2 separate regions of the Homo sapiens genome follow, and region 2 is linked to region 1. A link is a loop called in an ENCODE intact Hi-C map of the cell type or tissue named here. Cell type or tissue: MCF 10A. All regions are shown on one strand. Links, peaks and the distances in the headings refer to the core of each region. The heading gives the core; the rest is flanking DNA.

Region 1 (15,992 bases), core at 3,586-11,585:
CGCTGCACTCCTGCCTGGGTGACAGAGCGAGACTCTGTCTCAAAAAAAAAAAAAGAAAGAAAAATCCATCTTCTGCATTCCTGAACAGTGAAAGAAGAGACATTTACCAAAGCTCTATGCCATTTTGGAAAACATAGCCCCTCTCAGTGGTACAGTTTGGACAGGACAGTTACAGTAAAGTTAAGGTTTTTCCCAATTTGACATCTTAGTTTTCCTAGAGTAGAGGAGGTTAGGTTTCCAAGAACTGTCTCAGGGACTTGCCATGACTGCTGCTCGAGGAGTTGATAACCTGCTTTAGGGAGTTACTTTGACCCTGGTTGAAGTATTATCCCCAGTAATAGTGCTCAAGGCAGATCCTTCTCCACAAGTCAAAACTTGTTTTCCTGAACTGATCCAGAAGAAGCCAGCATCTATTGGGCTAATTCTGCCCTGCCCTGCTTTCATATGGGATCCAGGTGCCTTCTCTTTCAAGTGAACCCCACGGAGACACCAGAGTCAGAAATCAAGACAGGAGTTTCCACCCCTTGCCAGACGCCAGTGTAATACTTCGCGTGTGTTTTCCCAATCTGTCTTCCTCCACCCCGTAGGGAGCCAAAACGTTAGACCAAAAGTGAAGTGTTAACATACCTTGTATTCTGTAAGATGTTGTAGTTATACCGTGTTAAGCAGCCCTTCCATCTCACAGTCGTTGGCTTCTCCCATCCTTTTTAACTGTTCCCTGGCTTCGAGAAAGATCAAATTAGCGCAGTATTATCCTTTATCAATAATCAGCTTTTTAAAATGACATTCTTTTTTAAATTCTAGAACACAGCATACCCAGCCCCAAACATACCAAATTTAACAGGCTTTCTCTTTGCCTACAACAATATACAAATATATATTCACCTCTCTATGGGTTTGGGTTTTATTTTAATGGCATTATGTTGTAGAGTTAGCAGCTTCCTTTTTTCACGTAGCTGTCTACCATGCACGTGGCTGTAGGTCGATCACACAGGGCCAAGACATGTTTCTCCAATATCTCTCGTTCTCGTAAATCGTAGTTCATTCAGCTGTCACTTATCACCAGACATTTCAGTTGTTTTCAGTTTTTCCCTCTGATAAACATTGCTGCAATAAACATTTTGTGACCCTACTGTTAGTAGTGGTGCATTTATTTTTGTGGGTTAGTTTCAAAGATGGGCTAAAGGTTGTGCCCATTTATTAAATACTACCTAATGACCTACCCAAAATGTTGTAGCAATTCACATATTCATCAGCAACTTAGAGTGTCCAATTTCCCCTATTCTTGCCCATACTAGTTGTCACCAGTCTTTTTAATTTTTGCCAATTTGATGGGCAAAAAAATGGTGACTACTAATGAGGCTGACATCTTGTTTTATGTGTATTGAACATTTATATTTCCTTTCCTGTGAATTGCTGGTTTACCTCTTTGCCTATTTTTCTTTTGTATTGTTTAACTTTAAATCAACATGTAGGAATCTTAATCCCTAATATTAGGAATATTAACCCTTTCTCATAAATGTTGCTTAGATATTCCCTTAGTCTGCTTCTTTATTTATTGTACCTTTTCCCATATAAAAAAATATTAGTTTTATGTAGTCAAGGTATAAGTCTTTTTCTTTATGACTTCTGGATTTGCTATATTCCTTAAGAAGTCAGGTTGGGAATTTTTCTCTTCCAGTAAAAAAAAATGAACAAGTCACATAAGTGAAAATCACAAAGCAGTATGCACAAGGTCCTAGTTTGTTTCCTAAATATACACACCATATAAATAAAATCAGCATAGAGAATAAGAAAAAACTGGGAGCACCGTTGGAGAGGAGTGTAGGGAAAGTTTCATTTCTATGTATGTCTGTAATGTTTGAATTTTATGTATGTCTATCTTGCACAGGTTTATTTTTTAAATTAAGACATAATTCCCATATCATAAAATCCACCCTACTAAGATGAACAATTCAGTGGTTGTTGATATATCCACAATGTTGTACAACCATCACCACTATGTAATTCTAAAACATTTTCACCACCCTAAAAGGAAATGCTGTACCTATTAGCAGTTACTCCTCATTGCCCACTCCCCTCAGCCCCAGGCAACCAGTAATCTACCTTCTATCTCTGTAGATGTACTTGTTTGGGGCATTTGTATAAATAGAATCTTGCAAGATGTGGCCTTCTGTGTCTAGCTCCTTTCACTTTAGCATAATGCTTTGAAGGTTTACCCTTGCCATTGATGTACTCACCAGGTATATTGTCATGTATTAGTACTTTGTTGCTTTTAATTCCTGAGTAATATTCCATAATGTTGATCCATTTTGTTGACTAATACCACATTTTGTTGTTCATTGGTTGAGGGCCATGTGGGTTGTTTCCACTTTGGGGCTATTATAAATAATGCTGCTGTGAGCATTTGAGTACAAGTTGTTTTTAAGACATGTTTTCAGTTATTTCCATAATATTCCTAGGAGTGGAACTGCTAAATCATATAACTTTGTATTTAACCTTTTGAGGAGCTACTAGACTGTTTCCAAAGTGGCTATACCATTTCAAATTCCCACCAGCAGTGTATCAAGGATCCAGTTTCTCTGCATCCTCGCCAACACTTGTTATTGCCCATCTTTTTTGTTAGTGCCCTCTAGTGGGTGTGAGTAGTTATGGTTTATCTCATTATGGTTTATAGGTTTGTTTTTAGATGTTGGAAATTATAGAAAATTACAGTCATTTTCCAAAGTAGTAAGCCTCTTAGTAAGACAGCTTTGTAACTGGACCATTTCTACTTAATTGTAGATTTTAGTAAAGAAGCACCACAGAGAGTTTCTTTGCACAGTCAAAAGTATGGATTTTTGGACTTGCTTTATTAACATGTTTTACACTGAGAGAGATAAAAGTGTATGAGAGTAAGAGAGTGTGTTGGGGGCAGGCAGGGGGCGGGAGAGAGAGAGAGAGAAGGGAAGAGAGAGATAAAGTCCAGAGAAAACATGGAAATGGTACAGAATAGAAGAGCCATCTGACTCTAACTCTTCCCACCCCAATGCTGACTTTGAGACACATGTTGTATGTAAAATTTTCACAATCATTTTTGTGGTTTGGTGAATCAGGCAAGTTTTTAGAAGTGTCTGTAATTGGTCTGCTTAATAAAAAGAAACCTTGCTGGGCAGCATAGAAATCAGCCATATTTCTAATTAAAACAGTGTTTTTATGTTGTCTAGAACATTGTAAGTGTCTGGAATTCCAAAGCACATGTCTGTAAGACGAAACCATGTGACAGAGATAGATAGGGCTAATAAACAGAAATAATAATACCTTGTATCTATCAGGCAGTTGAAACTTTCCCAGGCACTTTCTCCACCTGTCATCCAGTTGTATTCTTCATAGCAACCCTGTAAGCTAAGTAGGGCAGGCGTTATCGCCCTGTGACTCCTAGATCCTCCAAGAACTTTGGGACAGACAGAATGAAGACTTGCCTGAGATCACACAACTAATTAATTGACGTATCACAACTGAATCCCAGGTGTCCCATATTTGTGCTAGAAACTGGACCATGAGAAGAGGGCGTGGAAGGACAATTGCGCGAGAAACATTTCTTCACCTGGGAGGGGAGATTTTGTCATTGCCATCTGCCCAGCACTGAGCTGGCTGTCCTGGTTCCAGCAGCACTGGAATCATCTCCAATGGGCATATTGCTTCCTCCCTCGACAGCTCCCTGGGATCTGAGGGTCTCCTCAGAGTACAGGCGTTAAAGACTTCGGAGAGCTGACCACACCATCAGTGTCTCAGGGTATCATGCTAATGTGACCCTACTCCCATGGGTTTCAATCAACATCTGGTAATAAAACCAAGAAATGAAGTAGGAAAAAATATTAACAAACTAGTCTTCCACTGAGATTTCTACAGGAAATATTTGTTTCTGGCTTTTTCTGCAAAATTTGCAGCTACTTTCCTGCTTTTCCAGTAAACTTCACCCAGCAAAGCAGAGACACTAGGCAAGCGAAATGTTTGTTGGGTGAGATAGATACAGCACCACTTGATTGCAACTCCTAAAAAAGATGCAGAGAAAACAAAGATCACGGGGAAATCTACCAGAGCAAGAGAGTCATCATTTGGGGATGAGAATTTTTTTTCCCTTCTTTTGTCTTATATTTTATGAAAGCTATATTTATATAATATGTAATTTTTATATAATACTTACAGAATAATCTATAATTATATAATACTTATATAATTTTTCAATGTTTCCTTTTAACTGGGAGGAAGGGGATGATGGTTTAGGCTGAAGAATGGTCGTGGCTGTTGGCAGGGAAGAGAAATAAAGCAGCCGATTTCTGTTTGGTGAGAAGGAAGCACCGGCATTCCAGGGCCCAGCCTACAGCCTCCCCTCTGCCTCGTTGGTGCAGACAGCATGCAAGGAGACATATGTAGGTTCCATGCACTGTCCAGATGTCACACCTGGACCTAAGAATCCCTGGACACACTGCAGGGACTATCCATTTTACTGACTGCTCAGGAGCTGGAGCCTAGCCAGGCGTGGTGGCTCACTCCTATAATCCCAACAGTTTGGGAGGCCAAGGAAGGAAGATAGCTTGAGGCCAGGAGTTTGAGACCAGCCTAGGCAACAGAGCGAGACCCTGTCTTTAAAAGAAAAAAAATGTGTAAAGCTGGAATCTCCAGAAGAACTAACCCTCCTATAGCCGTGCTTAGCAGGACAGGGCAGGTACCGTGCTAAAAACCCACCTCGGTCCTGCTGCTCCTGTCGTGTTCCAGAGGGGGAAGAGTCAACACTTTGCTGGGCTGAATAAAATCAACAGCAGCTTATTGTGCCAACTGTGGCACAGGCCTCTGGTGCCCTGTTTGGCCCTTGGCCTGCTGACTCAGTGGCTGCCCTGATTCTCCGATTCTCCACTGAGAACCAAAGTGGTAGACCCCTGGCTAAAGAGTGGCGCCCATGAATCCCTCGTGCCCTTCCCCTTATATGCAGCCTGTGTGTCCGGAGCTGTGTGTGGGTGGCTGAGTATAACTAGTGGGGATGGCGACAGTCCACAGGACTCTTCACCTCATCACATTGGCTGTTGGGACTCTTTAGGAAACCAAGCCACTGCTGGGAAGTGAGATCCTGGAGGAGCAAGTGTGTGGAGGGACAGTTAATAAGATGTTAAGCCCAACTGGGCCTGTTTGGCTCAGAATAATTATCTAGAAGGAAAAGAGGTGGGCCTCAACCTTCTTGATGTGTTTCCGCTTTCCAAGGTCTGTTGGCCTTCTCTGACTCCTCAGCCCCATTTGAGGAATGTTTTGAGTGCCGAGAGCCTGGGAGAGGCATGTCCTCCACGGGACCAAACAGTCAGTGGCTACTCCTTATTTCCAGACAAGATGTTCTTGGCTTGGAACTTATTACTCAAGAAACAACTTGGATGTGGTCAAGTTCCCACCCACCCCGACCCGGTGCCTGTCTGAGAACACCTCAGAGACCCCCGCATGTCAGTGAACATAAGTCCTCCCTTGCTAGAGGGGGAACCAAGACTTGTAAAGAGAAACAAGAGTGAGTTGGGGTTTTTTTCACCTGGGAGAAAGTCTATAGTTGACCCATTACCTTTTCCTCTGACCCTCTTTAAAAAGCAGATTGTGTTGCAGCAGCTCTGCTGAAGTGTTGTATGGCTTTTTGTCTCAAGGACTTTGAAACTAGCATTGGTGATTTTTTTCTTTTTCTTGGCAACTCTCCCTCCTATTCCCCTAGTGTTTTATATTCACTGTCTGGATGATTTAAATACAGTAGCTCTTGGTATAGACATCCTTTTGACTTTCCCTGTGGCCTGAACTATAGGGATATCTTCTTTCTGAGAGTAAGTAAACACATTTAGAGCAGAAGCAGAATGGCTTTGTTGTCATCAGAGGGAAAACTCCACAAGCCCCCAAAGCGCCACCACCTCTGCTGTGTTGGAACATCCACATCTCCAACAGACAGACCTCTGTGTTCCGGAGACACCGTGCAGGATCTGAGTGTGTTTGTTATCCAACGGGTATAAGAGGGAAATCAAACATTCTTTCATATCATTAGAAGCCCTGTGCAAACACAGCCCCGTGCACAAAGGCCTTTCCCGAGCCCATAACAAGGAACTGTTTGTCCTGGCTGCCTGTCTTTAGCAGTCGGAGCAGGGCCAAGCCGACAGTGGTGTCATGGGCCCTACTGCGATTTTGCTTTCTTGGACCAAAATTTTACAGGTGTCATGGGACAGAGCTCACCAGGTAGAAGTTGAATCAGATCACCTGCTGGGAACCTTCAGTAAATGCCACACTGCACAAGCTCGGAGCTGTGATGGAACCTGACAAAGAGCTTGCACCCAACCACAGAAAAGTCAAATGATCATTTTGTACATTTGCCTTTGTGCACGGGAATTGACTAGCCACACATGCCGGCAGCCGGGACTCGTGTCTGCCTGCAAATGATGTAACCAAAGAGAAACCTGGGCTCAGGATCAAATGTCTTCATCCTCACTCCCTTGAAGAACACAGACTTAACCCTGCAGCATCTGAACACTATCGAGGGGTTGGTTTCTTCACCCAAGAGCATTTTGATCAGTTCAGCCCAGACCCATATGTTTTTCTGGCTGCTGGGATTCATTGAGTCCATTTATTCTGTCTCCTAGAGTGGCACTGTCCAGTCCATTTGCCTCATGCTGCACGTGGCTGTTGAGCCCCTGAAAGTGGCTAGTCTGAATTATGATGTGCTGTAAGGATAAAATGTGCTTTGGATTTGGAAAGTTTAGCACAAAAAAAAAAAAAACTGTAAACTATCTCATTAATAATTATATTAGCTATATGTTGGAAGTATTTTTATCTATTGGGTTAAATAACATACAGTATTCAAACTCATTTCACCTGTTTCTTTTTACTTCTTTTAATGTAGCTGCTGGAAAATTTAAAATCACAAATGTAGCTCGTATTGTTTGTATTAGACAGGGCTGGGCTAGTGCTTGAAGGAAGTTTAGGTTTGTAGTGCCATCTGCTGGCTCATCCGGAGCAGACGTGAATGTAAACAAGAATGAAGCAATCTGAGCTAACCCACACGTTGTCTCTTAGCCTGGCAGCACACAACCTTTTTATTCCAGGAGCTTCTGAAGCAGGACCAGACTGAACCCAGAAGCTGCTGAATCCCCAAGAGCCTCGGGAAGGGGAGTGACAAACTGCTCAAAGGTGCAAGCCTGTGTCACCTCATGGGTGCCAAGGAGGCTCTTGAGATAGAGTAGTGGTTTGCTGCTCACCTTCCGCACTTGGGGCTCTTTCATGCAGTCTTTTTCACTGGTTGCTATTCTTAAGAAATATTTCAGGCCAGGCACCATGGTTCACCCCTGTAAGCCCAGCATTTTGGGAGGCCAAGGCGGGCGGATCACTTGAGACCAGGAGTTCAAGACCAGCCTGGCCAACATGGCAAAACCGCATCTCTACTGAAAATACAAAAATTAGCTGGGCATGGTGGTGCACACCTGCAATCCCAGCTACTCAGGAGGTGAGGCAGGAGAATCGCTTGAACCAGGGAGGTGGAGTTTGCCGTGAGTCAAAATCGTGCCACTCTACTCCAGCCTGGGTGACAGACCGAGACTCCATCTCAAAAGAAAAAAGAAAAGAAATATTTCAGGCCAGGAATAGTGGCTCCCACCTGTAATACCAACACTTTGGGAGGCTGAGTAGGGAGAATCACTTGAGCCCAGGAGTTTGAAACCAGCCTGGGCAACATTGTGAGACTTCATCTCTTTTTTTCCCCTTCTCTGTGGCGCAAGACCTCATCTCTACAAAAAAAAAAAAAAAAAAAAAATTTAATTAACTGGGCAGGGTTGTCCCAGCTACTTGGGAGGCCAAGGCAAGAGGATTGCTTGAGCCCAGGAGGTTAAGGCTACAGTGAGCTGTGATCATAACACTCCACTCCAGCCTGAGTAACAGAGCAAGACCCTGTCTCAAAAAAAAAAAAAAAAAAAAAAAAAAGAAATATAAGCAATCATTTAACAACATAGTAAGGATACAAACCCATCCTTCAGGAGACTGCTGTCCTCGCTTTAGATAATGCTTATTTGCCTTGATTTGTCAAGAATTGGAATTTGTCAAGATTTGGAATTTTGCTGGCAAGTACCTGCATCCAATGTCTATTGTTGCATAATAAATCACCCCAAAACTTAATGACCTAAAACAATAGTAATCACTTAACACCTCTTACAGTTTCTATGAGAAATGTGAATGTGAGTCAGGAATTCAGGAGTTGCCCATCTGAGCAGTTTGGGCTGAAGATCTCTCATAAGGTGAAGTCAGATGTTGGCTGGGGCTACACTCAACTGAAGGTTTGACTGGGGCTAGAGAATCTTTCCAGGGTGGCTTGTTCACATGACTGGCAAGGTGATGCTGGTTGTTGACTAGAGGCATCAGCCCCTCTCCACATGGGCCTCTCCACAGAGCTGCTTGAATGTCCTCGAGGCATGGCAGCTAATTTTCGACCTAGCCTCAGAAACTATACACCATTACTACTGCTGCATTCTGTTGGTCAAAAGGCAGGAAAAATGCATCTCACCTTTTGATAAAGGAATGTCAACATTTCATTGTAAAATTGGAAAATAAATTCCCAAAGTGCCCAACACTTGTATAGCACTGTACGGCTTTTTTAAAATGCCCTATTTTTCAGATGAGGAAATTGAATCTCAGAGAGGTGGAGTAGCTAGCCTGAGGTCTCATGTCTGGTGAGAAGGATGAAAGCCCGGTTCTTTTGACTCCTACTATATGCTAGTGAAGCCTATCCAAGTTATCTCCTCCTATCTCCCATATGCTATTGTAACTAAGAATCACACTGGGTTTTTTGTGTCTCCAGCATTTTCAGGATACATGGGGCTCTCTTCATTCAGGGGCTTTAGATATGTCCTTATGTGGTATCTCCCTATAACTTGTCATTTTATTGAGTTAGGCTGTAGGTCTTATGGAAGTACATTTCAACTAACTAGAATCTTTCTTACAAAAGTGCTACATCAATGAAAAATGACACATTTTCCAATATTGTTCATGTCATTTGCTTCAAAAATCTCAGAGACAATAACATTGCAATATATGTGTTCTTATTCTGTTTGATTATCCAGGTATTATTACATCTTATCTGTCTTTAAACAGGAAATAAGTAATCACTGCTTGCTTTCAGTAGTTTCCATATTACTTGGTCATCATAAAAAGGAGGTTTTATCATTTTTGATGTTCCGCCTGCCAGAATTAAAATCCAGCTGCCATAATCATTTTCTGTTATTCTTGGTTTCAGGTAAAACTTCCTTTTCCTGTAGATCAAATCACAGATCTTCCAAGGAACGATTTCCAGATGATGATTAAAATGCACAAGCTAACCTCAGAACAGTTAGAGTTTATTCATGATGTCCGACGGCGCAGCAAGAACCGCATCGCGGCCCAGCGCTGCCGCAAAAGGAAACTGGACTGTATTCAGAATTTAGAATGTGAAATCCGCAAATTGGTGAGTTGACCCATCCATTGTGATCAGCAACCTGAAGTGACCAGGACTAATGTAAAGTAACAGCAATGAAAGTTGGAAAAGTAGACAGAAGGGTCACCCTTTGCGGAAGTTTGGGTTTATTTTTTAAGAAGTTTCTCAACAGAAATAATAGCTTTACATCTGTGCGTGTGTGTGTGTGTGTTTGTGTGTCTGCACGCGCATGCATGCGCGCAGGTGTGTAATAGTGTGTCAATATTTTATATCCTTCAGTCATTATTCATATAGAGGTAGTTATTTTTTATTTTCCATCCAACATGTGAAAATAACTGATGTTGGCCAGATGTGGTGGCTCACGCCTGTAATCCTAGCACTTTGAAAGGCCAAGGCGGGTGGATCACTTGAGGTCAGGAGTTTGAAACCAGCCTGACCAACATGGAGAAACCCTGTCTCTACTAAAGATACAAAAAATTAGCCGGGCATGGCAGCACGTGCCTGTAGTCCCAGCTATTCGGGAGGCTGAGGCAGGATAATCACTTGAGCAGGGGAAGTGAAGGTTGCAGTGAGTGGAGATCACGCCACTGCATTCCAGCCTGGGTGATAGAGTGAAACCCTGTCTCAAAAAAAAATGAATAAATAACTGATGTTGATTATGAGCATCTATGGTCCAGGTATTCTTCTAAACTGTTTTTATGGATGATCCCATTTAATCCTCACATGAACGCTATGACTCAGGCACTCCTTTATCCCCATTTACAGAGGAGGGAACTGCAGAAGGGCTGGAAAACTTCCCAGTACTTGGTAGAACTTGAATGCAAACCCAGGTGTCTGATTCCAAATCGTGTCTTGTACCACTGCTTTCTCCTGCCTCCTGGCAGAAGAGAATGGAATAGAGATAGGACGCCTACCTGCAGAGGGGCCATTGCTCAGGAGATGATCTCCTGACATTCTTTGCAGGCCCAGGGTCCTTTCTTTTGCAGTTCTGCCTCAAGGTGGCTGTCATCGCCATCCCTGTGCCTGAGAGTGTTTTGTCACAGAAAACAAACTCCCGTCTCCCAGGCTCCCCCATACTCAGAGCTATGTGCCCCCGCCCCTTCTCCTTGATAAGCAACCATAAACTACAGAAAGTAAATCCAGGTGACCTCTGGCTCCTGACTGTAGCTTTGAAGACAACCAACTCAACCTCCTTCAGCTCCACCTTTCTGCCACCAAATAACAGAAACTCATCTCAGGTGCCATGTCTGTGTCAGGCTGAAGAAGAGGGAGGCCACATGGTATGGTCATGATCTAAGTGTGGCTCCTCAGACTGTTTGCAGCACCTCCTGGCCTCATGGTGAGCCACCAGCTAATGAGAACGAAAGCACAAGGATGAAATGTTAGAAAAGCACAGGATGTTATATGTTATCAAGATAGCCCTGGACGTCAGGGTTTTTTGTTATTGTTGTTGTTGTTGTTTTGTGGGTTTCTTTGACACTCACCACCAGGGAAAATGTCTGTGTTTAGCAGCTCCCATCACCAACAAAGAAAGTCCAAGCTTCTTAGTAGGATATCTCCTGCCATTTGTGTTCCAGTCTGTAGCTACCTCTCCAGTGTCACCATCCACTCCCTTCCTAGGACTTGATCCCTGATAAAATCAAACTCTGCACTTGTGCCTATGCCACTTCCTCTCTGCCTTGGACATTCCTCCACTTTTTCTATCTCCTTTGTTCTTTAAGAGTCAGGTCATGGCTGGGCACCATGGCTCACACCTGTAATCGCAGTACTTTGGGAGGCTGAGGCAGGAGGATCACTTGAGGCCACAAGTTTGAGACTAGCCTGGGCAATATAGCAAGACCCCATCTCTAAATGAATGAATGAGTCAGGTTATGCATCACCTCTCTAGGAAGCCCCTTTCCTGAGTCCCCAGTTAGGCTGGGCACCTGCCTGTGGAAGCCTGATCTGACCTCTGGCTTAGTGCTTATCACTTACTCTTGAGTTATCTATACATTTGTCTGTCTCCCCAGCCCTCAACTGTCAGTTCCTCAAGGACAAGGACAGTGACTTGATCATCTCTGAATATCCAGTGTTGGACCCATTGCTGGCGCCCAGAAAATGTCTATTGCCCTAAAATTCGCTGGACATTGTGACTATTCAGTTCAGGGGATTATGAGTTTCTTCTTTCTTTCAAATATTGCTTTAACATGTTTAATGTCGTTAAACAACAAAATTTAATTTAAATCACATAAGGAGACGACATTCCTGCTGGTGAGTGTGGGTCTTCTGAAAGCCTGCTGGGCTTAGGTAGTTAAGTCCACTGGGTGTGAGTCTACAGGGGCCTAGGCACATGTCTATAGTGCCCTGCACTCCTCTTAAGGTAGTAAAATAACTTCAGTCACCCACATTTGAGAAATGCCTGGTTTTGGTAATTTGCATTCTGCTTAGTGTAATTTTGTGATACTGAACAAATAAATTCCAAGCCACAGACCAGGCAGATATCTAAAGCGCTTTGCTAGCATTTTTCAACCAAAAAACCAAATTAGAGCATCATCTAGTTCTCCAACCACTTTTTGGCATCCCCTTAAATAACACGTTGTGTTTCAGTGCCGAATAAGAACACATTCATCAGTGTACGTCTGTGACTGAGAGCTTCATGGTTTTAACCAAGGCATGATTTGCAATGCCTTCCCCTGCTGCTGTCACACGCGGCACCTCATTTTCTTCCCCCTAGAAAGTGGCCTGGAACATTTAACAGATGAGTAGGCCTGGAGGGGTCCGTGCTTTGGCCGGGGTAATGTGGCAGAATGATCCTGGGGTTCCTCTCCCAGCGCCCAAGCAGTATTGCCCCTCACATTGCAGATTTCTGTACTAAAAGGGGAGAGCTCCAGGTTGCACAGCCACCCATATAAGTTTTTTCCCTAAGGAGACATCCCAGATGTGTTTTGTTTCTTATCTGCCACCCTGTGGTGAGGATGCTATGTCCTGACAGGGATGGCGCTGGTGGGCGGAGCAGCTTCCACCTCTCCCCAAGTCCCTCCCTGCCCTGCCCGGTCCCCAGCAGGCCCTGCACTCACTCCCCACTCCCACGCCGTCTCCCACACACCCGCCACTCAGCTGTTGCAAACTCGCATAATGTATTTCTCTCAAGTTGCACTTGTACATCTGTTTATTTTTCATTTTTAAAACATATTTTCTTGATAAATTTATAAATATTTTAGGAGGTGCCCTTTCCCGGTGTAAATCTCTCTTTCCGACACACATGCCCACGCCGCCTGCCAGATTGCATTCATGTTACGGCACATGCAGCTCCCGTGTCGGAGACCTGTTCCTTGTGCGTGTCGCATGCCTGCTCCTCCCTTTCTCCTCTTCATTTTCTCTCCCGTCCTCTTCTCCTGCCTGCGCTTGCAAAGGGTTGGTGAGAACTGACTTCATGCTGCTTCAGATGCCCCTTTTCTTCATCCACTTCATTGTGTGTGCCTCATGGAACCCCATCTCCTCCCCTCACCCTCACGCAATTTTTTTTTCTTTTTTTTGAGACAAAGTCTCGCTCTGTCGCCCAGACTGGAGTGCAGTGGTGCAATCTCGGCTCACTGCAACCTCCACCTCCCGGATTCAAGCAATTCTCATGTCCCAGCCGCCTAAGTAGCTGGGATTATAAGCACGCACCAACACACCCAGCTAATTTTTTGTATTTTTAGTAAAGACAGGGTTTCACCATGTTGGCCAGGCTGGTCTCGAACTCCTGACCTCAAGTGATCTGCCCATCTCAGCCGCAAAGTGCTGGGATTACAGGCATGACCCACCATGCCCAGCCCCCTTCTCACAAATGTTGATGGTAAAACCTTAATTAGTCTCCAGTCTGCTGCTGAAGTCACCTCTCTATTGGGATGGTGAATTTCAGTAACACAGGAGCATGTGTAGGATTTTGTTTAAGGAGAAGAACATCTCAGAACCTTGGGCTAGTACTCAAGGGTTCAGGCTCCATCCTTACTTCTCCCTTCCCAAGTCGGGGAGAATCGCTGCTCCAGACTGCACTTTTCCCAGCTGTCCTAGGGAGGGTCCCTCCTGTTCAGTCTGCTCTGCTACCAAGGCCAGAGAGCCTGCTGATACTGGGTTCTATATGAAACTCCGTATGTTAGGCAACGACAGGAAATTGTTGATGACTTTTTTTTTGTCTTTTTTTTTAATAAACTTTTTTTTGGTGCGGGGAGACAGGGTCTCACTGTATCACCCAGGGTGAGTGCTGTGGCACCATCTCGCTCACTGCAGCTTCCACCACCCGGGCACAAGTGATCCTCCCACCTCAGCCTCCCAAGAAGCTGAAACTACAGGCGTGTGCCACCACACCTGGCTAATTTTTGTATTTTTTGTAGAGAAGGGGTTTTGCCATGTTCCCCAAGCTGGTCTCAAACTCCTGAGCTCAAGCGATCCGCACAACTTGGCCTTCCATAGTGTTGGGATTATAGGTGGGAGCCACTGCACCCAGCCTGACTTACTTTTTTAGGAGCAGTTTTAGGTTCACAGCAAAACTGAACACACTATACAGAGAGTTTCCATATGGTCCTGTTCCCACACACACAGCCTCCCCCACTGTCAGCATCCCCCACAAAGTGGTACATGTGTTAGTCAATGAACCTACACTGACACATCATTATCACCCAAGTCCATAGTTTGCATTAGAGTTCACTCTCGGTGTTGCACGTTCTATGGTTTTGGACAAATGTATAATGACATGGATCCACCAGTATAGTGTCATACAGAGTGGCTTCACTGCCCCCAAATCCTCTGTGCTCCACCTGTTCAACCCCTTTTACCCCTAACAACCACAGATCTTTTTACTGCTTCCATAGTTTTGCTTTTTTCGAAATGTCATACGGTTGGAATGGTAGATTTTTGCCTTTCAAAAATGGCAACCTGATACATTTGGGGGAGATTTTCAGTCACAAGATTGGGACTGAGAGTTTTTCATTTAACTCTCTACAAACCCCAAATTCCAGGAAACCAAAACATGGACTCTGAAGTTTTCTGATTCGTGACGATTTTGCCGGTTGTTTGCCCGGGCCTTGGAGAGGGATGAAGAGATGTCCTGGGGAAGGTGTTGGCATCAGATGGAAGGTGTGGCAGAAGCCTGTGTCTGGGCCCCCTGAATATGTATCTTTAAGTTTCTAGAGCCTGACCTAGTCATTCTTGAGTTACATTATAATGGAGGATGCAAAACAAAGGCTGGAAAACCTGAAACGAGGCCTTCTGTCCTCCAGTTCAGGCTTGATCAACCCTTCTCTTTTTTTCTCTACTGTCCAGGTGTGTGAGAAAGAGAAACTGTTGTCAGAGAGGAATCAACTGAAAGCATGCATGGGGGAACTGTTGGACAACTTCTCCTGCCTTTCCCAGGAAGTTTGCCGAGACATCCAGAGCCCCGAGCAGATCCAGGCCCTGCATCGGTATTGCCCTGTCCTCAGACCCATGGACTTGCCCACGGCCTCCAGTATTAACCCTGCGCCCTTGGGTGCTGAGCAGAACATTGCGGCCTCCCAATGCGCAGTGGGGGAAAACGTGCCCTGCTGCTTGGAGCCAGGCGCGGCTCCCCCCGGACCCCCCTGGGCACCCAGCAACACCTCCGAGAATTGTACCTCTGGGAGGAGACTAGAAGGCACTGACCCGGGAACCTTCTCAGAGAGAGGACCTCCTCTTGAACCCAGGAGCCAAACAGTGACCGTGGACTTCTGCCAGGAAATGACTGATAAGTGTACAACTGACGAACAGCCCAGGAAAGATTATACCTAGTGACTCGGCTCTGCCTCCCAGTCCGCACACCTCTCCCATCCAGGCGTTCTTCAGTCAGCCTGTGGCACTGTTCATCTGCTGTCCCGAAGAAACCGAGAACACATTTGGTGCACACTACAGCGGTCTTAGCAGCAATACTGTTCCGAAGTATCCTCTCCTCTTCTCGAGCAGGAGTGATAGTTACCTTCACAATGGTGCTACCCCTTGCCCAGGCAAGGAAAGACAGCAGTGATGACACTGTCTGTCTGTGGCTCAATTTCAGTCTTCACAGGGATAGACTACAACACCTCTAGGCCCCAACCACGGATTTTTTTTCTCAGTGGCCCATGTCACAAACCCTATCTCAGGAATTTCTTCTGAATGTTCAATTTTTTTCATTGAAGACAGCTTCTATACACATCAAAGTTTTATAGCTAGACTGTACATATTATATATAATATATATATAAAATATATATATATATATATATATATCCATATGCAAAAGTCCTGCATGCCTCAACTTTCTCATCCTAAAACTGGAAACTTATTTCTCATTTAGAAACAGGTTCCAACATTCCTCTTCTTTTGTCTCTGATGCTAGAACTAGTTTGGTAACTGTTAACATGGTCATTTTTCTTGCTTCACAGTTCAATTTTCAATTCGTACTTATTTATGGACAAAATTCAGTGTTGGAAGCTTTTTCCCAAGGTTTTATTTCAGATTTCTTTTTCGTTTGGTTTGGTTTTGGCACCTCCAAGTGGTGTCATTTGAGCATTGTAGGTTTGTTTTTTGTT
Region 2 (15,992 bases), core at 2,878-10,877, 540 kb before region 1:
GGGCAGGCGCCTAGGGAAAGGGTGCTGCTGATTGGTGGGGGATGCAATCATAGGGGTGTGGAAAATGGTCCTCATGTGCTGAGTCCCCTTCTGGGTTGGGGCCACAGAACTGGTTGAGTCACAGGTCCAGGTGGGGCCATCCAGTCATCAGAAATGCAAAAGCCTGAAAAGATCTCAAAAGGCCAGTCTTAGGTTCTACAATAGTGACATTAATTACACGAGTAATTGGGGATGTTGCAAACCTTGTGACCTCGCCCATCCTCTTAACCTGGTGGCCTTTTATTAGTTTTACAAGGGTGGTTTTGTTTTTGGGAAGTGTTATTATCATTCAAACTGTAAATTTCTCCCAAAGTCAGTTTGGCCCACACCTAGGACAGATTGGAGGGTAGAAGGATAGCTTGTACATAGAGTTTAGGGAGATTTTTAATTTTTTTTTTTTACCTTTTTTTGAAGAGACAGAGTCTCACTCTGTCACCCAGGCTGGAGGGCAGTGACCCTATCATAGCTCACTGCAGCCTCAACCTCTTTCTGTTTCCCCTGTGGAGTATAGTACACCAAAGGATAAAATCCTCAGCTCAAAAGTTTTGCTTTGCTTTCACACTGCTGATAAAGACATACTCAAGACTGGACAATTTATACAGGAAAAGGGGGTTTTTTGGACTTACAATTCCACATGGCTGGGGAGGCCTCACAATCATGGCAGAAGGCAAGGAGGAGCAAGTCACATCTTACATGGATGGCAGCAGGCAAAGAGAGAGAGCTTGTGCAGGCAAACTCCTCTTTATAAAATGATCAGATCTTGTGAGACTTATTCACCATCATGAGAACAGTGCAAGAAAGACCTGTCCCCATGATTCAACCACCTCCCACCAGGTCCCTCCCACAACACTTGGGAATTGTGGAAGTTACAATTCAAGATGAGATTTGTGTGGGGACACAGACAAACTGTATCACCTACTCCTACCTAAAACTCAGTAGGAAAGATTGCATCGAGGCTTCCTTAGTCTTCCATCTTCTCTCTCTAGTGAGCATGAAGCACAGCAACAACACACCAATTACAGAAAGTGCTGTCAGGATTACTTTCTGACGTACTTTCAGAATGTCAAGTAACGCCTACTTCCACAGTTGTGGAAAGAGGAAGTGGGTGACTGCCCTGGGCGTGGAATGCCAGCAGGTGAATCTTAACTCACTTTTCTGCTAGAGAAGGTTGGCTTTGGGGTTTCTACAGAAAATATGGATCTAGCATATTTAGTTAAAAACAGTGGTTCCCAAACACTAAACTGCCAGTTTTCATTGGTCTCCTGTAAAACGATAAAAATAACTACAATGTGCTGTGTTTTTAATAAAACTAAATATATTCAATAAAAAAAACCTGGGCTTTATTCTGAAACAATTCCTTATTTTTTAGTATAAGACATTTATTTTCTTTAAGGCATAATTCCGGCCATATATTTTCTTCATATTCCTAATTAGCAAGATTAAAAGATGGCAATCCTACAGTCATCCCCATATTGAGTTTCAAAAATGTTACCGATTTGTGATATCCAGTGATCCCCTCCAAACGACCACCTTCTGGGGACTCTTTGGGGTCCATGTGCATTGCTTATTAAAAAGGGATTCCCTTCTGAGGTCAGAACAAACTGCTTGACATAAGAAACAGGTCCAAAACTCTGAATTCTGCCTGTGACAGTCCAGTTGCCTAGGCTCGAACAAGTCATTTATCCTCAGGGCCTTCTAGCCAGCAAATTCAGTAAATAACTCGGGTTTCCCCCGCTGCAGGGCCGGGAGAAGTGAAAGGCTTAATTGTGGCAAGAGCAGAGCGCTGTGTAAGTGCTGAGTGTCTTCATTGTGCAGCATCCTAGGAGCTTTCCTTCACAAAGCCTGCTCAGCAGGTCCCATAATAGCTGGAGAAAAAAATGTGAGGAGGGAGACTCTAACATATCAAGTATTTCCCTGGGAGTTTCTCATTTCAATGAGAAGAATATTCTCTAATTAAAATGCCACTACATTTTTTTTAAAACAAATTGCTGTCTAATTTCCCTTTGATCTTTTTTTTTTTCCATTTGGGTTGTAAGGTTTTACAGAAACTTTACAAACGTTTAGAGTCTGCAGTTATTTTCTTTTATTCTGATTAAACTTCAAAGGACGAAATGAAAAGCCATCATAGCAAGCTAAGCTTTTTTTCTGTGTATGCAATAAGCATTTATGGGGCATCTCCAGCGTGCCTGTCATTGTGCTGGGTGTAGGAGATACAAAGATGAATAAATACAACACAGACCTTGCCCTCACTGAGTTCAGTGTTTCCAGGAGGTGATCACACCATCAACAGAACACTGGAATGCAACGTGGTAACAGCAGAAACACCATCACACAGCCATCTTACATAGGGCACTGTGGCTGAGCTGTCTCTTTAAATGAAACTTAAAGGATGACTAAAATTCACCCAAAGGACAGCAAGGACATTCCAGGCAGAAGAGATAACATATAAGCACAGGTTCTGGGGTGGAAAACATCATGTCATGGCCTGTGTGTGTGTGTGTGTGTGTGTGTGTGTGTCTGTGTGTGTGATTCTGTCTCCGTAATGAGAAAGCGTCAGAGTGGGTATGGTTCCGGGAGACTTTACTGAATGGCATGGGCACAGGCCCGCTAACCTAAGCAGGCCGTAAAAGAATTCTCTGAGCTTCCTCTGAAGTAGGTCATAAGGCCCTCGTTCCATGGGTGAGGAAAAGATATGACCTTCCCTCCCCTACATTGTTATTGTGGGGTGTGACTTCTATACGTGAAGCAAGGCCAGCCACATCCTACATCATATATCGGTCTGAGGATTCAAAGGTTTACCTTAACAATCCGGAAAGAAATTTAAAAATGATTCCTGCATAAATAAATTAGACTTTGTGAGTGTTTTAAACACATACACCCCTACTAAAGGATTTGCAGATACCTTTGCTGACCCTGGAGGGAAGAATTACCTTGTCCACAGTTCTCCTGTGTAGTGACTTGAGGGGCACTTGCCTACTGGGGGCTAACCCAGGGCTCAGAAGGAATGACTGGAAATCTTGTTAAGATGAAGATTCTGATTCAGTGGGCCAAGATTTATCATTTCTAACAAGCTCCAAGGTGACGCCAGTGCTGCCGGTCTACAGACCACACTTGAACATTGAGATCTAATCCACTCGCTCCCCGCCCTGCCCCCCAGTCGTGATGGCACAGCAACTGAGATGAACCATAGGGATCCACTGCCCTCAACTCCGTGGCCAATGGTGCAGAGGCTGCTAGAAGACTGTCCAAATCCTCCCTGCACCCGAGGCACAGGGTCCCATCCAGCAGGAGTCCAGCCAGGCCCTCAGGGCTGGCAGAGAGCTGACTAGTATGTAACTAAGTCCACGGACCCAGAATTGGAGGGTGAAAGTGGGGAGGAAGGAGGTAGAAATTGTGGGATGGGGCTGGTGCTTGCCCAGATATCTCCTATGATAGGAGCTAAGAAAGATACTAAGGGACATAAAAAGGATGGAAGAGCTTGGGCAAGGGCCCAGGCAGAGCCTCTGAGTCATGGCATCAAGCAATGATTATGTGCCAGGGACTGTTTGCATGCATCACATAGATGTCACATTTCATCTCCACACAACATCCTTGCAAAACAGATTTTAAATCCCTGCTAACAGATGAGAAACTTGAAGTGCAGAGCAGTTCAGCAAATCACTCAATCTCAGCTGGCACACAGTGGAGCCCAGCTCACACCCAGGTCTGCACAATCTGAAAGCCCAGGTCTTTCAAGTACCCCCCACCCCCACTGTGCACTATCTTCATAAAGATGGATGAGACGGGACGTTATGCCCTAGGGGAGGGTCTTTAGATATCTGAATCTGAAAGCAAGTGATATCGGTGGTGACTGAAAGAGGTGCTAGGCCAAGAGAAAGCAGGTCAAGAGAAGGTGACATCTAAAGAAGACCTGAGTATCTGGAACTGGACCACCTTTGGACAAAGTGGCCTGGGCCTTCCTGGTCCTGAAGGGGATTTGCCTTCATGTGAGCCAGCCAGGGATTCATGGTGCCTCATAGTCTTGGCATGCACTGGTTGGTGGGCATCTTGGCAGAAATGGAATATTTACCTGAGATAAAAGAAGATAGATGTATTAGTTCATTATCACACTGCTATAAAGACATACCCAAGACTGGGTAATTTATAAAGGAAAAAGGTTTAATTGACTCATAGTTCCGCATGGCTGGGGAGGCCTCAGGAAACTTACAATCATAGTGGAAGGTGAGAGAGAAGCAAAGTCACATCTTACATGGTGGCAGGCAAGAGAGACAGCAAATGAGTGAAAGGGGAAGAGCCTCTTATGAAATCATCAGATCTCGTGAGAACTCACTCACTATCACCAGCGAGGCCCATGGGGAAACTGTCCCCATAATCCAATCACTCCCCACCAGGTTTCTCCCTAAACATGTGGTGATCCTATGGGGATTACAATTCAAGGTGAGATTTGGGTGGGGACACAGAGCCAAACCATATCAACAGAGAACTAAATGGGAAAGACCATCACATGACAAGGTGTCTAGAACATAGTAAGCAATCAACACTTGGTAGCTGCTATTTACTATTATTGTTGTTGTGGTGGTTGTTGTTGATGATGATGAGGCTCAAGACATGCTACCGCAATACATAGCACCTCAGCATTTAAGAAAACAGAAGCAGGAAGGTCTCTTTGACCTTTTCCTGCCATTCTCCCCTGAAGCAGGCCATGAAAGAATTCTCTGACCTTCCTCTGAAGTAGGTCCGAAGGCCCTCATTCCATGAGTGAGGAAAAGATATTACCTTCCCTTCCTCACATTGTTGTTGTGGGATGCTATTTCTGCACATGCTTAACAACCAGTCAGCAGTATGCTAGGAACATTCTCAGGCATAATTGTATATAAAATATTTCTGAAAATCCAAAGTCTGAGTAAGTCCAGCGAGGTGGCCAAACAAACCAGCCAAAGCCGCATAACTTATTATGAAGGCACATTCACCCCATGGTGTTTTACATCACTTTTATTTAGGTATCAGGATGATGTTAACAGGTGGTCAGTCACTGCTTATCCCTACTTGTCCCTCCTTACTGAGTTCTGATAGTTTAAAAATTGTGTTTCTAGATGGAGGGAGCCTCCCTGCCGAAAGAGTCTCCGCCTGGAATTGAAAGACCCACTCTGCTCCTCACTGATGTGCTCTCAGTCTCCTCATCTGTAAAATGGAGACAATCAAATCACACCTGTGCTGCCCACCTCAGGATCATTGCTGCGAGGACCGAGCAAGATGACGCGTGTGAAAGAGGGGCAAAACTGCCAAGTCCTCCACACATAGAAGTCATGCGGACTCTGCAGACGTCTCGCCATTCTATTCTAATTTGGGAGCTAATTCTTTATTAAAATTTTATTTTTATACCCTCCGTGTTTCCTCTAAATGCCTCAGATCCTCTGAGGAACCAGCTGGCATTTACTTCCATGTGTACCTCCATGAAAGCTTACATGGAACTTAAATGAAAAATTACATGCATATATCATTCATATGTAGATATACGTATGTATACACACACATAATTTTTACATACACATAAAATTTCTTCTCTGTACTAAATTTAAAGGACTACTCGTTAAAGCGGGTGAGACATTTGTACAATCAGTTTAAAAGATTTTTATTTAAAAACGGAAATTGCCCAAAGCAGACAACAGGAAATCATTCCTCACTGCAACTCAGATGGAGGAAGCCATCTAATTCTTGGGAATTTAGACACTCCTGTAGTAACGTAGCACAAAAATGGGCCTGGCTCAATCTGCTCTTCACATTTTGGTAATTTAAAAGGACATAACGGCATTTTATTTCAATGGTAATTGCAAACTCATGCAGAAAATGTAAATGCACATTTCATGATTAGCTTGCAGCATAAACTATGGCTTCTATTAATGTATTCCAATTTGTAATTCTTTTCACAGTATGAGATTTGAAAGCTGTGATTAAAATTAATTAGGTTAAGTAAAGTTTATCCCCCCTGAGCACTGCTATTGGGAACAAGCAAGAGGAAAACGCGAGCTACATCTGGCTCTGCAGGAAGCTGTGTCTTCACAAGAAGTCGGCTGACTTCTTTTCTCCCCACAGAGGTTGCATGCTGCTTATTTGGCATATCTCAACCACCATGTATCTCCTCAAGGAGCTAATTGAACCATTAAACTATTCTTTGCTGGCTCACAAAACCACATAGGCTGTGACTACATCATCTTCAAATAAGGACAGTAGGTGGATCCATCAATTGTTTAAATACAGTAAATCTTGGAGGGAAAAACACATACACCTAGTAAACCTGAGGTAGTGGTGGTTACCCCAAATCCAGTACCATAATTGCTATAGAAGAGGTGCCAAATGAGGGAACAATCATAAAGACAGTAACTAACACCAGTACAGGCCTCTCTGCTTTACACATAACTGTCTCAAACATTACCTCACTGGATCGCCTTAGCAATCCTGACAAGTTCTTATTATATAGTCCCATTTTACAGATGAAGGTGCTGATGTTAAGTGAGGAGCCCAGAATCAAAGGGCACTGGAGAGTAGACCAAGGTCTTTGGAGTTCCTGTCCTATGCTCCTTTGCGCTCACACACCACACTGGAGAAGTTTAAAATTCCCTAACAGTAGGTTTACAGACTATTGACCCTTAGGATCTTGAACCTATCACTTCAACACAACACCCAAATTTTGTGTATCAAGACCTTGGCACATTTTGGGGTAGAGCTGGTGTAACTGTTGCTATGTCAAGGAGAAAAGCACCCACAGAGAACAGGCCCATGTAAGCGTTGTTTGATATTCTTGGGGCAGTTGATTCAAGGGAAAAACCCACATTCCGAAACCAAAGGGTCTCCATAGATAAAGACTACTTCCCTGAAATTCAGAAATTAAAAAGAAATGCAAAGAACGTGTGCTTAGAAGCCAGAGAACATGGGGCCAGGGAAGCAGCATGTTAGAAAGAGGAGAACAAGTGGCTCCACATTTCAACCTCCCAGCCATTTACTGAGAGGTACACTTGGGGAATTAACTTCCATTTTTTTTCCTAGAGAAAACAGAAGGTTTAAGCCACTTCCTCCAAGTTATATTGGGAGTTGTCACTCAAAGGAGCCTTCGAACTCCTAGGCTGGTGCTCTTCACTCTATTTTGACTCTCACAAACTTTTCAGTGCTTTGTGGGGGGAATGATGAAATTAAATTAGGAAATTAGCATGCCAAGTTTTCAATAAAATATTCATCTTACTAAATTTTCATGAGGAAGATGCTAGTGCTTAGTGATTGACTGCACAGCTCGGACTACGGGATCCAGGACCCTTCCCAAAGCGAGCCGTACTTTTTTAAACCACTAGATGGCAGTACAAGCACAGCCTTCCAAGGACCCCTTAACGTTGCCTGCTCACAGCAGTGACGGGAGAGTTTTCCTACCCAGGCAGGGTGAGTCACCGCACAGCTCCAGGGTGTGGTGTCACTGTCAGTGTGTTTGGTAATCTGGAGTTTTCTCTGTGCTCTCCAGCCTCACCAGAGGCTGTGTAGTTTTGCTGGGGAGATACCTACTATGGGATCTTGAATATAGTCAATGAGAGAAGAGCTTAACTGGACTCCCCACTGTTTAAATACCAAGTCATTTCCATCCTTATGAATAAGCAGGGCCACTCGGATCCAGAAGGCGACACTCCAGATCTCCTCAACTACAGAAGCAACTCCCCAGGCTGCAAACACTCCAATCCCTTCCGCGTTGTGACCACCTGTAGAGTACGAGCTGTTAAAACGAAACCAGAGACTCAGAGGTAGGGATTTACTGGCAGCAAATTTCTTCCAAAACATGATGTTTAGCACGCATCTCAAAGCATCTTTTAGGATCATCCAGCCTGCTTGCCTCTAGAAAGGAGCACCCTGCACCAATGTTATTAATATTAGTTAATGCACATTGAACACACAGTAAGTGCTACATTATATACTTTATGTAGATTACCTCATTTAATCTCACAATGGCTATGAGAGGTAGGTGTTACGAATGGCCCTATTTTCAAACAAGAAGGCTGAATATTAGAAAGGTGAAGTGACTTGCCCAAGCCCCAGAATTTGAAATCAGGGCTCTCTAATTGAAAGTTAGAATTTGACTCGTGATATTAGTGTTTAGCACATTGTTTAACAGGGCATAGCATCTCACTTCTCCCATCTCTGCCACAGAAGGTTGCACACCCATGTTCTGGTTCAGAATTCTTTGGTGAGGTCAAGCAAGATGGCAGGAGGGAGAGCCTGAGCTGACCCTCCCTACCAGCCTGGGACCTGAATGCAGTTCCTACAGGCCTGGTTCAGCGGAGGTTCAGCTCAACAGCCCCATCCCTAGGGCCAAGGAGGCTTAGCAATCATCAGTTTTGTTCCTGACAAACAGAAGGCTGAGATGGCCCAGATGAAGCGGGGGGAGGGGTGGCTCAGCAACACACCCAGTACATATGCAGCGATTCCTGTGTGCTTGCCTCATCTTAGTGAGTGTCCTAGTCCATTTCGGCTGCTATAACAAAATACCTGAGACTGGGTAATTTATAAAGAAAAGGAATTTATTTCTCCCAGTTCTGGAGGTTAGGAAGTCCAAGATCAAGGTGCTGGCAGGTTCAGTGTCTGATGAAGGCTCATTCCTTCCTCATAGATGAGGCCATCTAGGTGTTGTCACCTGGTGGAAGAGCAACAGAGGAGTCTAAGCTGGCTCCTTCCAACCCTCTTACAAGGCACTAAACCCTTCATGAGGGTGGAGCCCTCACTACTTAAACACTTCCCAAAGGCCCCACCTCTTAAGACAATGCAGTGCAGATTAAGTTTCAACACATGAATTTGGGGGACATTCAGACTATAGCATGAGTTTTATCAAATGTCAACCCCTGTTTCTTCTTTGTGTCTCTGGATTGAAACTTTACTTAGCTCTTAGATTCATTTTGAAGATAACATAGTGCAAGATCGATTATCTTAATTCCACTCATGGAAACACAACCTGGAATTATAAATCTTCCTCTAGGTTTATTTCCCAAATGCTTGTTCATGATGATTCTTTCACTGGTCTGCATCAAAATGAGCACAAAAGAACAATGTGGTAAGTTTTTCATAAAGCTACTTTGAGATTTACAAGATAATTTCTTGTTTTGAGATTCTGTCCTTCCTATTTCTTCATGACTAAAATGTTTCTCTTAGGGAGGAATGGAAGTTGATTTATATCTAATGATGTCCCCTGGCAAGATAAAAACTTGGCAAGCCAATGGCTCTCTCCTGTTTTCGTTTTCTTTTTCTTTTTTTAAGGCAGGGTGTCATTTCGTTGCCCAAGCTGGAATGCCCAGAGTCTTGTTTTGTTGCCCACGCAGTGTGATCACGGCTCACTGCAGCCACAACCTCCAGGCTCAATCAATCCTCCCACCTCAGCCTCCCAAGAAGCTGGGCCTACAGGTGTGTGCCACCACACCTGGCTAATTTTTTCTTTTTTGTAGAGATGGGGTCTCACTATGACTGGTCTCGAATTGTACTCAAGCAATTATTCCACTTTAACCTCCCAAAGTGCTGGTATTACAGGCACTGGGCCTTCTTTTCCTTTTTAAAAAATTTTACAGATCAGAATCTGGGAATCGCAGCTCTGGGCAGTATTCAAACTTCGTTCACCTGAGCACCTAAGAGGTGTTTTATATACTGTCATCTAGTGGTCATCCTAGCTCACCCTCGCCAACTCTTCCCTTTGAGAACACAAATGGTAGGACTATGGAGCCCCGACGTGTGTGTGTGTGTGTGTGTGTGTGTGTGTGTGTGTGTGTGTGTACATTAAGATGCTGACAGCAGAGATGTGTTAGCGTAAAAAAATGCAGGTTTTGAAGATTGCGTAGAAATATTCAGAGTGAACAAACCTCTGGCACCAGACTCATGTGGGCCGAATTGAAAGCAGGTGCGTGGGATTAGCACTCTATTTTTTCCAACACACCTAGAGGGCAGTAGCACAGAGACATTCATGCTCAGGAGTGTTATCAGCTAATAGGACATGAAAAGTTCTAGAGGAAAAGCCTTCAAAACTGCAACCAAATATGTTCACAATTGAACAACAGAAAATACCCCTTCAAACGCTCAGAAGACCCGTCAACCTTTCAAAAATGGGTAAGTATATATTTCTTCAAGAGCCTGGCACCCTAGAGGCAGGAGGGGGGTGGTGCGGGTTTGCAAGTGTCAGGCAGTCCTTGCCTTTTGAGTATCCTCCATGTACACATGGCCTGTCCACTAGTGCTCCCACGTCCACCTCTGTCCTGCCCTCCAAGGCTGCTGCAGTCTCTGCAGCTGTCTCCCCTCGGTCTCCCATTGACATCCTCCTCCCAGCCAGCCGCTCCCCGTCCAGACAAAGGGGACTCCATTTCTCACTGTTAACTTTTTTTTTTTAGGTGGAGTCTCGTTCTGTCGCCCAGGCTGGTGTGCAGTGGCGTGATCTCAGCTCACTGCAACCTCTGCCTCCCAGCTTCAAGCAATTCTCCTGCCTCAGCCTCCTGAGTAGCTGGGATTACAGGCACCTGCCACCACACCCAGCTAATTTTTGTATTTTTAGTAAAGATAGGGTTTTGCCCCGTTGGCCAGGCTTGTCTTGAACTCCTGGCCTCAAGTGATCCAACCACCTCAGCCTCCCAAAGTGCTGGGATTACAGGCGTGAGCCACCACCCCCAGCCCACTTCTGACTGTTTAATAACAAAGCAGAGAGATGGCAAAAAGCCCCAAGGCTGGGGTATACAGGAAACTGGTGGTTGGCTCTTTAGAAGGCCTGCATGTGGACAGCCCTTCTGAAACCCAGAAGACCACATATAAAAGGAATTTCAACCATGTGGTGTTCTGTAATTCACCTGAGTCATCTTCAATTGAAACACAGAGAAGCAGTTTTTGGACCTTGGTGCACAAGCAGGCAGCATATAACTTGCTAGCAGTTATGTTCTGAAATGCCAAGTGTATTGCTACTATTTGAAATTTGAAACACATTCACACTTAAAACCAGTGAATGACAGTGCTTAGGTTCCCAGGCTAGCTCAGGAAATCCCTTTAAGCTTTTCTGTATTTCTGAACTTTGGTTCTGACCTCCTTCCAGCCACCTGAGCTTTCCCTATGCTGGGCAGAGGGTGGGGATGAGGAGGTTCTGCAGAAACTTAATTGTTAATTCTTTTAATGATTCTCCAGTACAGACCCTTAGCACATCAGAAAAAAAAAAAAAAACAGAAGTAAATAAATCTAAATATCATTAATCACATTTGCCAAGGGGATGTGTTCAAAGAATTCTTAGAGAAGGCAGCAGCCAACCGGTACAGAAAGAAATTCCAAGAGTGCAAACAGAATTGTTATGACGCCCTGGCTCTCCTGGGCTTCTGGACACCAGGATTTACTTTTACTTGTTTCAGTTTTCTCCTTGACTGTCTGCCAGTCAGACTGTATGCTCCAGGACAGCTCTGCACCCCTATGGGTGTGGCTCATAGTAGGTACACAATAAGCATCTAATGTACCGAACTGCCAAAACCAGACATAATCTATTCCTTTCATTCATTCTATTTACATTAATCAAGTGCCTACTATGAAGAAGGTTTGTGCCAAGTACTAGGATCAACAGTGAGCAAGGCAGATCAAGTCCATGCTTTCATAGCTTGTCTAGGCTGAATATTGAGTCCTCCAAAGATGTTTATATCTCAATCCCCAGAACCTCTGAATATGTTAGCTTACATGGCAAAAGGGATTTTGCAAGTGTGATTGGGTTAAGGATCTTGAGATGAGACAATTATCCTGGATTATCCAGGCAGGCCTGATGTAATCACAAAGATTCTTCTGAGAGGGAGGCAGGAATATGGGTTAGAGAGCTGAGGACCACGATCCAAGGAATACAGGCAGCCTGTAGCCCCTGGGAAAGGCCAGGACACAGATTCTCCTCTGGAGCCTCCAGAAGGAACACAGCCCTGCTAACACCTTGATTTTGACCCAGTAAAACTGATCTTGGAATTCCAACTTCCAGAACCGTAAGATAGTGAATTTGTGTGAACCATAAGATAGTGAATTTGTGTGTACTTAAAGTCACTGTGTTTATGGTAACTTGTTACGACAGCAATACGAAATGAATACAAGCTGAATGTAGCTTTAGTTTATGAAACATCTTGCCTCATGTTTAACAGACATTTAAAAAGTCCCTATACAATGTGATAATGGAAGAAATATAGAGTGCCATTAGCTCATTCACCTTATTATGGCTTCGCAGACTGGCTTAATAATTTATTCTTCTCTTTGCCAATCAGAGTACCTACCTATCTGAGGCTATACCTTCCTTGGGTAGCAGGAATCCTATTTGTAGCTTCCAGTGCCAGGGCCTGAGGCTGCAAATACTTATGGAAGTCATTGGGTAATGAATCCTTCACCATCGTGACAGTTTGTACTTAGGAGGAATGTTGTTCCTTAATTTTCAGTCAAGTTCAACTTGGTTTTCCAGTCATGGCACCTTTAAGAAATAGAGGGGAGCTCTTATTTGCATCCCCTTTTTCCAAAGGGGAAACTGAGGCAGCAATCTCAAGTTTCCTTCACCACCCAGTAGCAAGAATATGAGCTCAGCTCTTTGACACCTAAAACAAGGGTGTTCCTCTGGCCTCTACTTATTGTTTCCCAAGGTAATAAGGAGGCAAGAGAAAAGGATTACACTTATAGGAGGAAGGAGATTATCAGGGTACCAGAGGGAGAGGAGAGGAATTTAGGGGAAAAAAACTAATACGAAATAAGAGAGACCTCCGTTTTAAAACTTAAAACCTGGGGGAAAATTTGACAACTGGATGCATTTCATTTTGAAACTTACTTAACCCTAAAAGTCAAAATGAAACTCCAGGGGTGCAAACCCACAACAATCAAAATAAAAACAAGTTTTTACAAGCCTGCTGCAAAGCTAAATATAGATTTTCAGCTAGACCTACTCACCTCCAAGTTCATGACTTTGAACGATTTCAAACGTTATTTCAAAAAAGAATGTCAAACAAAAGAAAAGTAGTTTTATGTAGGAGGTGGAGGACAGGCTGTATAAATATGTGGGAGGTGGATCTCCAAACCGTCGTGATGTTTTCAAATACCATTTGTGGTCACTACACTGGTAATATTTTCTAACTGTGGTCAAAACAAGCTGACTAAAGGTTCATGTATTTGCTGCAGAAGGAAATGTTACTGTCATGTGCCACTGCCTTAGTGCACAGGTGCCTTCTGTCATCTCCTTTATGACCTGGTTTGCTGGTGCATTTGGATGGAACTCTCTTCATTCTGATATGATAAAAAGCAAAATTAAAATTGGAAACCAGGCTGTGCGCGGTGGCTCACACCTGTAATCCCAGCACTTTGGGAGGCTGAGACGGGCAGATCACCTGAGGTCAGGAGTTCGAGTCCAGTCTGGCCAATATGGTGAAACCCTGTCTCTACTAAAAGTACACACACACACACACACACACACACACACACACACACACAAAGAAGCTCAGTGTGGTATCAGGTGCCTGTAATCCCAGCTACTTACTCGGGAGGCTGAGGCAGGAGAACTGCTTGAACCTAGGAGGTGATGGTTGCAGTGAGCCGAGATCACACCACTGCACTCCAGCCTAGGTGACAGAGGAAGACTCCATCTCTAAAATAAAATAAAATAAAAAGGAAACCGAAGTCCTCTGACTTCAGCTGGGAACACTAGGGCCCTTTCCTTTTTCTACTCATCCCACAGCACCTCTGGGCTGAGCAGAAGGAAGAGGGAGGGTTCAGGACTGACAAAGATGAAGGCGTCTCTAAAACACCCTGTGCCCTTGTGCAATCTGTTCAGAATCACCCATGGCCTGAGGGTTACCCGGAACAATGGCCTCAGGTTCCTCGCCTTGTAGGGAGGGCTTTGAACCAGGGCATTTGAACTGCTGAGCAATTTCTTATTAAGGCATGAACAGAGTCAGCTGGGGTTTTAGGCTTTTATTTGTGGTGGGCTGTTTTCCTGCCACGGTTGTTGTGGTTTACCGTCTACCTGAGTGTTCAAAACTGCTTTGCAAAATCCAGTGACTTTGTTTCAGATCAGGCACCTCTCCTGTGCCTGCCCGGCCTTGGTTCCCCGTGATACGCCATTGTCCCATCTCTCGGGCCTCTGTGAGTTACCATCAGGAGAATCAGCTGGTGAACAAGCACTGGCATTCTCAGACCTTCAGCATAATGTGTGTTTCCAGGAATGACAATTTGGGGAAATCTAAGCTGGATCTCCAGACTGCTGTGCAAAAGATAATTTCACAAATTGGGCAACAAAAGCCAATCATCAAACCATGCAGTGCAAAAAGGAATTTTTTGTTTGCTTGTTTGGAGACAAGGTCTCACTTTGTCACCCAGGCTGAAGTGCAGCCCCAGCCTCCCAGGCTCAGGTGATCCTCCCACCTCCACCTCTCAACTAACTGGGACTACAGGGGTGAGCCAACACACCCAGCTAATTTTTGTATTTTTTGTAGAAATAGGGGTCTCCTTATGTTGCCCAGGCTGGTCTCAAACTCCTGGGCTCAACTGATCCTCCTGCCTCAGCCTCCTACAGTACTGGGATTATAAGCACGAGCCACCGTGCCTTGCCAAGAATTGTTAAATTAAAAGGCTTAACATTTTGCAAACCACTCCTAGAGATTTATGCTAAGGAAATGATCATAAATATGTAAAAAACATTGTATAGTCACAAGAGTGCCCACTAGGAGCTTGTCTATAATAACAAAAATGGAAAAAAAAAAACTCCTAAATAATCAATAGGCTATTGGTCAAATAAATGATGTTAACTGTATTATTGCCATAGTCAATAACTAGCATTTATTGAATGCTTACTATGTGCTAGGTGTTATTAATTGCTTTATGTGTATTATTATCACATTTAATCCTTAAAATACCCTGGGGAAATTACACTTAGAGTGTAAAGTACTCAGAGAAGTAAAGTTCCTTGTCCATGGACACAAAGCCAGGGTAGCAAGATAAACAACGGCTCCCCTCCCCCAAATCCATATCCACCCACAACCCAGAATGTGACCTTATTTGGAAATGGGGGTCTTTCCAGATATAACTTGTTAAAGATCTTGAGATGAAATCGCCCTAGATTTAGGGTGGGCCCTAAACTCAATGACTGGTGTCCTTATGTGACAAAGGAAAGAGCGACTAGAGAAACACAGAGACACAGGGTAGAAGTCCATGTGAAGATGGAAGAGAAATTGGAGTCACGTGCTTCCAAGCCAAGGAATGTAAAAGGTTGCCAGCAGTCATCGGAAGCCAGGAGACAGGCAGGGGACAGACTCACTCTCAGACGCTCCAATAAGAACCAACTCTGCCAGCACTTGGATCTTACACTTCTGGCCTCCTGAACTATGAGATTAAATTTCTGTTGTTTTAAGCCACCTGGTTTGTGGTAACTTGTTAGGGGAGCCACAGGAAACGAACACAGCTAGTGAGTGGTACACTCAGGATCTGAACCCAGAGTGACTCCAGAACCAGAGCTCTTCCACCCCACTATGCTGCCTCTAACAGCAGGGCTCAAGATTGCATGTACAATATCACATTTGTATAAGAAATGTGAATATATGCATGGAAAAGAAGTGGAAGAATAGACAGCAAAATGTTTATTTCTGGGTGGTGAGATTCCAGATGGATTTTAATTACCTTCTTTTGCTTATCTCCTTTTTCTTTTTTCAGCACTGAAGTGCAATACTTTTTATCGTGAGATACACTGAAGTATGTACGAGTAAAGCAGCATCGTGCTATAACTTACTTTGAAATCATTCAGACACAAAACTAATAATGTAGATACACATGGAGAGAAAATGATAGAGCAAATGGGGAAATCAACTGTTGGAGAACCTGGGTACAGAGCATGTGGGAATTCTTTGTATTATTTTTGCAGCTTTTCAGGAATTCTGAAATGAGTTCAAAATTTTAAAGTTACCAAATTTTTT

Evidence for each region. Peaks named below come from ENCODE experiments on the same cell type or tissue, not always from the same donor. Only the 100,000 strongest peaks of a DNase experiment are listed, where the experiment ranks them.
Region 2: a loop joins it to region 1, with 12 times the contacts of the local background. A loop is called at or near these places in 105 of 110 quality-filtered maps.

Annotation. Positions count from the first base shown.
Region 1 is chr6:89,931,633-89,947,624 of GRCh38, reverse strand. BACH2 (BACH transcriptional regulator 2) reads left to right here. Exons shown (of 9, transcript NM_021813.4): 8 at 9,275-9,481; 9 at 14,735-15,992. The coding sequence ends at 15,217. Among named protein-coding and RNA genes, the nearest start is that of GJA10, 45 kb to the right of the region's middle. RefSeq lists an enhancer at 12,522-13,022. In MCF 10A, for the core only: a CTCF peak has its summit at 7,008 (motif pointing left); a DNase peak (open chromatin) is centred at 6,994.
Region 2 is chr6:90,470,902-90,486,893 of GRCh38, reverse strand. No RefSeq gene overlaps it. Among named protein-coding and RNA genes, the nearest start is that of MAP3K7, 110 kb to the left of the region's middle. RefSeq lists a silencer at 7,297-7,406. In MCF 10A, for the core only: CTCF peaks have their summits at 7,380 (motif pointing right), 9,968 and 10,177; a DNase peak (open chromatin) is centred at 7,443.